2 separate regions of the Homo sapiens genome follow, and region 2 is linked to region 1. The links are chromatin loops, found by intact Hi-C in ENCODE. Cell type or tissue: heart left ventricle. All regions are shown on one strand. Each heading gives the region's core, and the rest is flanking DNA. Links, peaks and the distances in the headings are about the cores only.

The links. Hi-C counts contacts between places; a loop is a spot of excess contacts. Peaks named below come from ENCODE experiments on the same cell type or tissue, not always from the same donor. Only the 100,000 strongest peaks of a DNase experiment are listed, where the experiment ranks them.
Region 2: it touches region 1 in a loop (2.6-fold over the local background); 12 of 110 quality-filtered maps call a loop at or near these places.

Annotation. Positions count from the first base shown.
Region 1 is chr1:33,476,515-33,481,898 of GRCh38, forward strand. ZSCAN20 (zinc finger and SCAN domain containing 20) reads left to right here. Exons shown (of 8, transcript NM_001377376.1): 2 at 2,665-3,191. The coding sequence starts at 2,775. Among named protein-coding and RNA genes, the nearest start is that of ZSCAN20, 6.6 kb to the left of the region's middle. In heart left ventricle, for the core only: no CTCF peak of the experiment used is centred there; a DNase peak (open chromatin) is centred at 2,970.
Region 2 is chr1:33,564,809-33,570,192 of GRCh38, forward strand. It overlaps CSMD2 (CUB and Sushi multiple domains 2), which reads right to left. Exons shown (of 71, transcript NM_001281956.2): 52 at 4,566-4,739; 53 at 2,785-3,033. Among named protein-coding and RNA genes, the nearest start is that of ZSCAN20, 95 kb to the left of the region's middle. In heart left ventricle, for the core only: no CTCF peak of the experiment used is centred there; no DNase peak of the experiment used is centred there.

The sequences.
Region 1 (5,384 bases), core at 180-5,179:
AATGTCTTTGCTTGCTTATTGACTGTCTGTCTCACTAGACTGTAATTTTATTGAAGGTAGGGACTGTCAGTCCCAGCTACTGGTAGATCTGTAGCTTCCAAACAGGGTATAGCTGGTACTCTATAAATGATTGATGAATTGCTCCTTGTGTGAGAGGGTGACAGAAATGTGTTTGAACTCATGCATCAATAAGGTTGTGGTTCAAAAAGAAATTTCATGAAAGGCGAATTCTTTAGGTTCAAAAAGAAATTTCATGAAAGGCAAAATCTTTCTACATATGTGATCTCTCTGAGTGCTTATAGCAGTAATGTAGGTAGACAGAAATAGTTTAGTTTAATATAAATTATGGAATATCTGTATCCCATTAGGCTTTTGATACGCCAGGTTTATCATTTTAATACATGGTAATAAAACTTTTTAATGGCCCTGCTATTTATCAGATACTGGGTTGAGCACTGTGGATACAGAAATTAGTAACATACAATACTGATTCTAGTAATATAGTATAATGTGGGTGTCAGATATAGTAACAGGTAACTACAATAGTGTAGGATAATACCTATATTAGAGGTATGTACCAATTGCTTTGGTGATATAGGATCAGGGAGGCAATTCTTGGAGGGCAGGACATGAAAAGGGCATGTCAAGGAACTCCTATCAAAGGAGGTGACATTTGAGCTGGTGGTTGAAGGATGAGTAGGAAGCTGCCAGGTAGCCATGAGTTGTGCTTTAAGCCTCTTCCTAAGCATATGGAGGCCTTTAGGGCAAGACTTTAATTTTTATTACCCTTGTCTTGTTTCTCTTCAGTCCAGTCAGATTGCCCAAAATGAAAAATACCACCATCTCTCCATTCTCAATTCAGTTGTGTCATTCCCACTTGGAAGCAGCTAATGATCTCCTTTGAGTGGGCATTTTTTATGTCACCCAGACTTGTTGGGATGACACAGAGAGCTCATTTTTTCAAATAACCCAGCATGGGTGCCATCAGAGAGGCTGTAATCTCCTCTGGGACACACATAGATACGCACATCCTTCTCATACAATGTCTCATACAGTGTAGAAAGTGGTAAGTGTCACAGAGACATGGAAATAAAAGAGAAAGGAATTCCTTTTGGCATGAGCGCGAAGGTCATTTATTTTTTATCTAGTGTGCACAGAAAGGGATTAATTGCAATCCTTGCTTAATGACACACCATCATCATTAGTCAATCATTCGTGACTTTATTATTTATTGAGTACTTCCTATATGTGCTGAGCACTGTGCTAGGTCTCTTGGGAAGCTAATGATCTAGTGGGTAAGAAAATTACAGTAAAGCATGATCTGGGCTATGGTAGAGAAAATGTAAGATGCTATGGGAGCTTGTGGTCGAGGACTGAATCTTGTTTCAGGGTGCAGGGAAGGCCTTACGGAAAAAGAGCAATTTAAGCTGAGACCTTGCTAGCTGAAGGAAGGGAGGAGACCATTCCCAAAGGAGACCTTCCCAAAGAGGGGAAGGTTCAGAGGGCAGCGTGGTGTAAGATCTGGAAGCTGTGCTTCTGGAGCACCATGACTAGTGGAGCATGGTAAAGAGACGAGTTGGAGACTTGGGTAAGGCTTGTGCTTTGTCCTGAGGGAAATGGTAGATCACTGGAGGGTGTTTAGCAGGGAGGTGGTGTAGTCAGGCTTTGATCTAGTTTGGTTGTTGTGCAAACAATAGAGCAGAGGTTGGGGTGAGGTGAGTGGAGGCAGGGACGTGTTAGGAGACTGATCAGGTGGAAGACATGATGATTCTCTGCACTGAAGTGGTAGCATTGGAGATGGAGATGCCAAGTGGACACAGCGTGGTGATGAATTGGATTTGGGGATCTTAGAGAATGATGATGACCAGGTTTCTGGTGTGGAGAACTTGATGGCAGTGCCTTCACTGAAGGGGGAGCTTCAGAAGGCAGACATGATTGCAGGAGAAAATAACAAATCCAGTTTTTGACTCATTGAGTTTGAGGTGCCTAAGGGACAGTCAAGTAGAAGTGTCATGAAGGGGTTTGGATTTTGGGGTCTGGAGGTCTGGAAACAGGTCCTTGCTGGAGTTTTAGGAGTCATGTATAGGGATGATGAATAATGCCAAATAGGTGGGATGACCAGGGGATAGCATAGAGTTGTTGGATTTTGCAAGGAGAACATCCTTAGAGGAATGCCAGCCAAGCTTTAAGATTAGGGAAGAAAGGCCTTAGGAAGGGGGTGACATTTGGAACCCAACTTGAGGGAAGGTTGGACTTTGGACATGTGTAGAAGGGAGGAAGTCTACACTGGACCAGATCATGGAGGTGTGGGATGCCAGGCTAAGGTGTTCAGGCATGACCTAGAGGATTGAATACAGTGCTGTCTTCCTCCAAAGTGTGAGGCTCAAATGAGATATTAATTGACATTTTGTGAGCACTCACTGTGTCAGACACTGGTCTAAGCTTTTTATATATAGATCCCTCATCTAATCAACCCAGCAGTCAAGTAAGGTAGGTGCTACTGGCTTTGGTGCCAGATTGTGGCCTTACTTCCTGCCTATGGGAAAGGGGCATCTCTTAGCACCTCTGCCCCCATGCAAAGGTGGCGGAAGATATGGGGGAAGGGGGAGAATGAAGCTTCTGCATCCTTTTGCTCACACTCTATCCTTTGTCTTTCTGCCTTAGAGCCTTGGGGAGCAGTCCCTTTTCTAGGAGCCTCTTGAAGGACTCACCGTAGATGCAGGAAGACATTGGATGAGGTCAGCATAGCTGAAGTGAGGTGTCTGGGTTAGACAATGGCTATGGCCCTGGAATTGCAAGCCCAGGCATCTCCGCAGCCAGAGCCTGAAGAACTCCTGATTGTGAAACTGGAAGAGGACTCTTGGGGATCAGAATCCAAACTCTGGGAGAAGGACCGTGGCTCTGTCTCTGGCCCAGAGGCCTCCCGCCAGCGCTTCAGGCAATTCCAATACAGGGATGCAGCTGGACCCCACGAGGCCTTCAGCCAGCTCTGGGCTCTCTGCTGTCGTTGGCTGAGGCCGGAGATCCGTCTCAAAGAGCAGATCCTGGAGCTGCTCGTGCTGGAGCAGTTCCTGACTATCTTGCCTAGGGAGGTCCAGACCTGGGTGCAGGCACGCCACCCTGAGAGTGGTGAGGAGGCTGTGGCCTTGGTGGAGGATTGGCACCGAGAGACCAGGACTGCAGGACAGTCGGTGAGACAAACAGTCTTCTCCTGCAGAGGAGTGGGTCAGGCAAGGCAGCAGGGTTGTGACTACGTTAATAATTGCCAAATTCACAATAAAAATAACAATAGTTATTGAGAACTGACACTTATTGACCACTACTGTATACCAGGAAGTGTTCTAAGTGCTTTACATGTATTAACCCACTTAGTCCTGTCAACAATTTAATGAGATAGGTGCTATTATCCTAATTTTACCAGTGAGAAAACAGAGACAGAGAAAAGATAGGTAAGTTGCCCAGGGTCTCAACAGCTGCTAGATGGTAGAGTCAGGATTTGAACTCAGGCATTCTAACTCTAAAGCTGGTATGCCTAACCACTACTCCAAACTGCCTCCCACTACCGTATTCACAATATGATTAACTCGTGTTTTATACTTAACAAAATCTTTCTGCATATGTGATGTCTCTGAGTGCTTATAGCAGTAATGTAGGTAGACAGAAATAGTACTGTTGTCCCCATTTTATAGATTAAACTAAGAGCCAAAAAGTTGGCCGGGAGTGGTGGCTCACGCCTGTAATCCTAGCACTTTGGGAGGTTGAGGCAGGTGGATTGCTTGAGCTCAGGAGTTCAAGACCAGCCTGGGCAACATGGTGAAACCCTGTCTCTACAAAAAATACAAACGAAACAAAACAAAATGCCAAGTGGCCCACAAAGGTCATCAGTGAATAGACCAGAGCCTAAAGCCAAATCCTTAGGTTCCAAGGTCATTGTTCTTTCTACTGCATGTCAGATGCCTCCTCTGCAAACCATGGGAATTAAAATACCTTTGAGCCATGAGGCTCAAATGAGATATTAGTTGACATTTTGTGAGCACTCACTGTGTGTCAGATACTGGTCTAAGCTTATATATATAGCCCTCATCTAATCAACCCAGCAATCCAATAAGGTAGGTGCTATTATCATTGCCATTTGCCAAATGGGTAAACAGAGATGGAGAGGTAAGTAACTTATCTAACTTTATATAACTACGTGATAGAGCTGAGGTAAGGGAAATGAAAGTATGGATTTAACATTCGCAGTTTCAACAATTTGCAAGTGACCGCTGAAAGCCCATGATATAATGCATAATTTTGCTATGACACACATTTTGAATCCTGCTTCAAAGCTGGTATATGTAGAACAGATCCTTTAGCTGGATCCAGAACCTTCCTCTAAACATGACTTTTTCTCTACTTGTTATAGTTAGTAATTCTTGTGATATTTTACTTACCCCCATTTTGCTGGGGGAAATTACAGGTTTGGGAACATATCCCTTGCAAATGGCAGGGGTTTTCTGTACATTTAAACTGTAAAGTTCTATACAGTGTGAGGTTGGGGGAGCAAAGGTTTTAGACCGGTGACTTTGCTCTTTGGATTCCTTTACAAACTGATTGAAGATACAGGGAGACTAATATATAAAGTTACAGAACTAAGTATGAGAGAGTGTGCCTTATTTTAATGTACCTCCCCACCCCCCTATATTATTTCTTTTAAAGAAACCAGCTGTTTGTCTTAAGTGGCAGTGAAGAAACAAATGGAAGTTTTAGGGCTTCAGAGTTGGGACATAAAGAACTTGAGACCCAGAGATGAAAACGGATTTAAATCAAGGTCTTTATGATTCTTCATCTGTAAAATGAGAGGGTTGGATTAGACCAAAGGTTCTCAAATTATGCCCCTGTGAGCTGACCAAAAGTTGAACTGCTTCTAAAATTGAGAAAAAAATAAGGTAATGGAATCTTGTCTATTATGTATTTTTGTTTTTACTGTGACTTTTTTTATTTTTAAACTTTCCTACCTGCTCCTGAGTGGTCACAAATTTCAAAACAAATGGACAAGTAGCAGAGGAGCTTGTTTTTTTCAGGTGCAAATGTAGCTTGTGATCTTACATTGCAAGATATATAACTTAGTTGCATTCTCTGCAAGTAAAATTTTTCAAGTCTTAATAATGGGATGAAATATAGTTATAATATTCCTCAAAGTGAACCTGAAAAAGGTTGGTGCCTACAGGACTAAATGGCCCCTAAGGTAATTTCCTAAAAGGGATCTTTCAGCTCTGCTATTTTGTGATTGTTACTTGTTTCTTCTGTCATCACCATCTTGTTGAATCCCCCTCTCTGTCAGATGCCCCCTCTCCATCAGGTGCACAGGGATTTTTAAAAAACAGGCTTTATTTTTTAGAGCA
Region 2 (5,384 bases), core at 314-5,313, 88 kb after region 1:
CAAAAGAAGAATTAAAATAAAAAAACTGCCTTACAAAAATTAAGAAGGAAAACTTGCACTTTACATAAAGGCTCACTTTAGGGAAATTTAAAAAGTGAAGAATTATCCAAATTACTTCCAGGCAGCTAAGCATAACAGTGATTGCCTAAATCAAAAAAATGCAGATTAACCAGAAGAATAAATAATAGAAAACCCAGGCCTGCAGCCTAACTAGAAGCCAGAGAGTGCTACAAACTTTAAATTACATGTAAGAGAAATATACACTAAGCCCAGGCAGAGTTACTTCTCATGGTTCTGTTGCAAGCTTTTGTGGAGAGCAAGACTGTATGAGAAAGAGAAGAGAGGAGCAGGTGAAGGGCTTAACACTGATCTAAAATCACTGCCAGAAGGAGAAAATCCATCTCATATATGAATATACTGAAAACAAATCTTGGTATGTCAATGTACAACCACAGAAAAGGGACATAAAAGTGTGTGTGATTCTCCCTCATTGCTTCTGGAAGAAAAGAAAGTGACATCCTCTGAGTGATAAAGGGAATAAGAAGCAATGATGGGAAAACCTGGGGTTCTGCAAGACAAAAGAAAAACACGCAAACAAACAAAAATGAAGGACACACAACCTCTTCCTTACCACACACAAAACCTTATATTAAAAAAAATAAATAAACAAAACAAAGGCAAACATCCAAGATAATCAAAATGAGATAAAGAAGTAAAAACAATCAGAGAGAAAGACTTTGTAACACTGACAGAAGAGGGTACTACTAAACCACACTAAAGCCATAAAATGAATAGAAGACATCAACCTAAATGTATACGAAGCTACTTTAAGAAAAAAATAGAAAAGAATTCAAGAATTTCATCTGATGAAAACCTCCTCACCAAAAACAAAACATGTGAAGCGTAAGAAAAATGTAGCAGCATTCTAAACTGAACTAAATATTCTCAAATAAGCATCTGGAGATATTTTAAAAACCACCATGAAAATCAGAAAATCAAAAACTAAACAGCACAAATGGACAAAAGGTGGAAGAATATAAAAGATAACTGATTGTATGCTTTAAAGAGATAAAAGAAAAAGACAAAACCATCTGAGAAATGAAGACTAAATTATAAGAGGCCCAAGAAAGAATATTCTCAAATGATAATTTAATAAGAGTTACTCAAGAAAGTCAGGCAAAAAACCAAGGGAATTAAAATGAGATAAAGAGGTGAAAATAATGAGAGAGAGGCTGAGAGAGAAGATAGGCAAAGAAGATTCAACATACACATAATCAGAGCTGATGAAGAAGAAAAAAAAAACAGTGGGAAACAAAGCAATATCAGTGTTTAAAACCATAATCCAAGAAAAGTCTTTGGAAATAAAGAAAGACCTGAATCTATATATTCAAAGACCCATAGAATACCTAAGGAAATTGTCTTGGAATAATTAACTCTGAAGCATGTCCTAGTAAAAATATTAGACTTTAGGATAAAGGGAAAAATAATCAGGAACCTCAAAAAAAAAAAACAACCAAATAACCTATAAGAAAAATAGAATTAAACTAATATTATAATTCCAAAAGTCAAATACGTAGAAACAGAGAGCAGAATGGTGGTTACCATGGGTGGAGAAGTGGGGGAAATGGGAGACGGCAAAATTAAGACCGAACATATCAGTCATATTAATATATGTGAATGAGTTTAACTAACCAACTAAAAGAAAAAGATGGTTAAGTTAGCTTATAAGGCAATTTATACTGCATACAAGAATCACACCTAAGAGAAGCAGAAGGCTAAAATAGAATGGTCAAAGGTGCATCAGGCAAAAGAATTAAAGCAGGGGTTGTAAGCCTAATATCAAGCAAAGTACAATTCTAGCTAAAAAATGTTAAAAGTGACAAAAAAGTAATCTTTAAAGGCTAAAAACCACAATGTGCAATGGAGATACTAGTTATGAATATCTATGCACCAAATAAGACAGCAACCATCTTTATAGAACAGAAACTACAGGAAGTGCAAGGAAAAACAGAAACACACTAATAATAGAAAACTTTAAACACATCTCTCAGAATAAAACAGATTGAGTGGGTGAAAAGTAAGAATGTAAAGGACATAGACAACATAATCAATCAGATATATCTCATGAATATATAAATAAAACATGACATCCTAATATCCTTTCTTCTCAAGTGCACATGGGACATTCATAACAACTGACCAACTATTAGGTCACAAAGAAAGCTTCAGTCAATTCCATGAAGTAGAAATATTACATACAATGCAATAAAATTAGAAATGAATAACACAATGAAAAAAAAGGGCCTTCCACCTAGAAACAAATCCTTCTATTAAAAATTTTCTATGTAAAAGGGGAAATCAATACCAAAATTACAGAATTTCTAATAAATAATAAACATTTATTATTAGACTCTATAGGATACAATTAAAGCAGTGATCAGAGGAAATTTCATAGTCTTAAGCACTTATAGCAATAAAACTCAATAGAAATGAAAGAATGAAAATAAATGAATTAAATTCCTACTCAAAAGCTAGAAAATGAACAAAAATGTAAACCAAAAGAAATCACAAGGAAGGAAATAATAAAGGTGAAAACAGTGATTAATGATGCAGAGAACTGAAAACATTAGATCAACAATGCTTTCAGTTTTGAAAAAAAAAATAGCAATCATATATATATATATATATTTAAAACAAACCTCTAGCTAATCTAATTAAGAGACAGGGAGAAAGTCCATGTTGAATCTGAGCCCCATGACTAGGGAGAGTGGATGACATACTTACGCACACAGAAAGGGGTCTTGCCCGACCAGTGATGATCCTGCTGGCAGATGCGCACAGACATGCCGATCAGGCGGAAGCCAGCATTGCATTGGTACACCACACTGCCCCGGTAGCTGTAGTTCTCCCCATTGATGTGTCCGTTGACAATGGGCTCAGGAGTCCCACAGTGTCCAGCTTTGGTGAGGGATGGGGAAGAGAGTACATCGAAGAGGAGCTTATAGAAAATGGAGTGGAGCTTGGTCTGAGTGGCTAGAGACAGGGATGGTGGGGAAAAGGACCAACTATCCCACAACTCATTACTTTTCCCACCTCTCCCTGAGAGTAGCAATCTAGGAGTGACTTCAGGAACCCTCAGCATGACAAAAATAGTGTTGAGGACTTGGCACCCCAAATCCCAAGGTTGTACCCCAAATGGCCACTCACTTCTGAGCTTCAGTTTCTGTGTCTCTACACAGATGTGTGCAAAATGATCAGTTACCTCACTGTCCCCAGGATCATCCCCCACTTTTTCTTACCAACCAGATACAAAAAAGCCTTCTATAAAAAAACAAACAAACAAACAAGAAACGCCCCCAAAAACTCAAACTCAGGAGCATCTTTTTTTTTTTTTTTTGAGACAAGATCTTGCTCTGTCTGCCAGGCTGGACTGCAGTGGCACGATCTTGGCTCACTGCAATGTCCACCTCCTAGGTTCAAGGGATTCTCCTGCCTTAGCCTCCCAAGTAGCTGGGACTACAGGCATCCACCACCATACCCAGCTAATTTTTGTATTTTTAGTAGAGATGGATTTCACCATGTTGGCCAGGCTGGTCTCGAACTCCTGGCCTCAAATGATCCACCCGCCTTTGCTTCCCAAAGTGCTGGGATTACAGGCGTGAGCCACCACACCTAGCCTGGGCATCTTGTTTTTCACCGAGCATCTGCTGCATGGAGGGCACCATTGTCTACATTAAGGCAGTCAAAACCTGGCTGTGTTGAAACAACTATGTAAAAACAGATGGTTTGGCTAAATTCATCTTTCCTTCCTTCTCCTTGAGTAGCACCTAGGTGAATTCTTTTTATTATATGGGATTTGGGTAGAATATATTCCTGGCATTTCTACCAGCTTCCTTTGGCTCTCTGTGGAAATAACCTGTGACTGTGTCCTTAATGGGCCTGAGACAGTGGCAAGACAGCACTGTTCACCCCAGGACAGACCATTCAATCTATCCTATTAGGTTTATGTGGCTGGGGCCCTCTTTTAGACTCCAGGGGTCCAAGAAAGGTGTGAGAGGAGACAGAACCATAGAACCAGGGAGTGGATTAGCCATGGAGGAAATGATAACTTTGTCCTTTGGAAGCCAGGTTGTTTTATGTTTCTGTAATTTGCTTAGTATATATGTATAGATCTATATGTTGTGTGTAAAATTTGCTAATAGATAATATAAAAGGTATTTTAGGTGTGTTACAGGAATGCGTCTGCAAATTTGCCAAAAATGGAGACTGGGGCTTCACTCATTATACAAAGGCCAATAGGAAGGGATTGTCTTTCTAACCAGAATGAGAACCCCTCAAAAGCTTGTCTCTTTAGATCTGAGGTTCTTCTCCTTCTTTTGGGTGGCCCAGGAGAAGCTGTTCCAGGGTTTTAGTCATGCCTGATGGCCAATAGTTGGTGTTTGGATTAAGCATTTTATGTCAATAGGTGAAATGATACTGTTTAAAGACTGGATCTCAGCTTTGGAAAGATCTAATCTATCTCAAGGAGAAAAACTGGGCAGGATAGGCCTGCAGAGGTCACTTACCAAGGCAGCGGACTTCAGAGCCACTCCAGAGCCCATTGGCCATGCACTCACGCACCCTGGAGCCCACCAGTGTGTATCCGGAATTGCAGGAGAAGATGGCTGTTGCCCCGTAGACAGACAGTGTTCCGATGCGGTGGCCATTGGGGGGAATCGGGAGCTCTCCACAGGAGATGACTAAAATGATCACAAGATGCTCAGTAAGCCAGCCCCAAGAGGAGGGACATGGCTGCTTCTGCTTAGCAAGAACTGTGACAAAAATAAGACCTGTTTAACCTTACTCTGCTGGAATTCCTGACCAGAATATGGGTTGTGTTGCTGACTTGTGTGATGTGGCACCTCAACTGGAGGTGTCTCCAGAAGCCCCTGAAGGTTATTTAAAATGCCCGGCTCCACTGCAGGTGCCTGACTCACCAGCTTTGCAGATAGCGCCCTGGCCTGTGTATTTTTTTAATCCTCCTCAGGTGGCTGAGATGTGCACTGTGGTTAGGAAGAGATGGCGATTCTGTGGTATGCTCCTGAGTGCCCTGGGCAGACACTGCTAATCAATTTCCTTGCCCTTCTTTTCTGAGCCCAGCAGCCTCACACTCTTTGTCAACAGAGCACTGCTGAGAGCCTCTGGCTGATGTATGAGGTGAGGCCTAATCGCCAAGGCTGCACTGAAATGTGAGTGGCTGCATTGTAGTGAGGCTGCCAAACGCTTGGGACTACTCTGCCACATATGTGGTTACATCCCACTGTGCAGTCTGCACCACAGTGTGCAAAGACAACAGTGTCATGAATCACGGACATTGGCTTTTTTTTTTTTTTTTTTTGAGACGG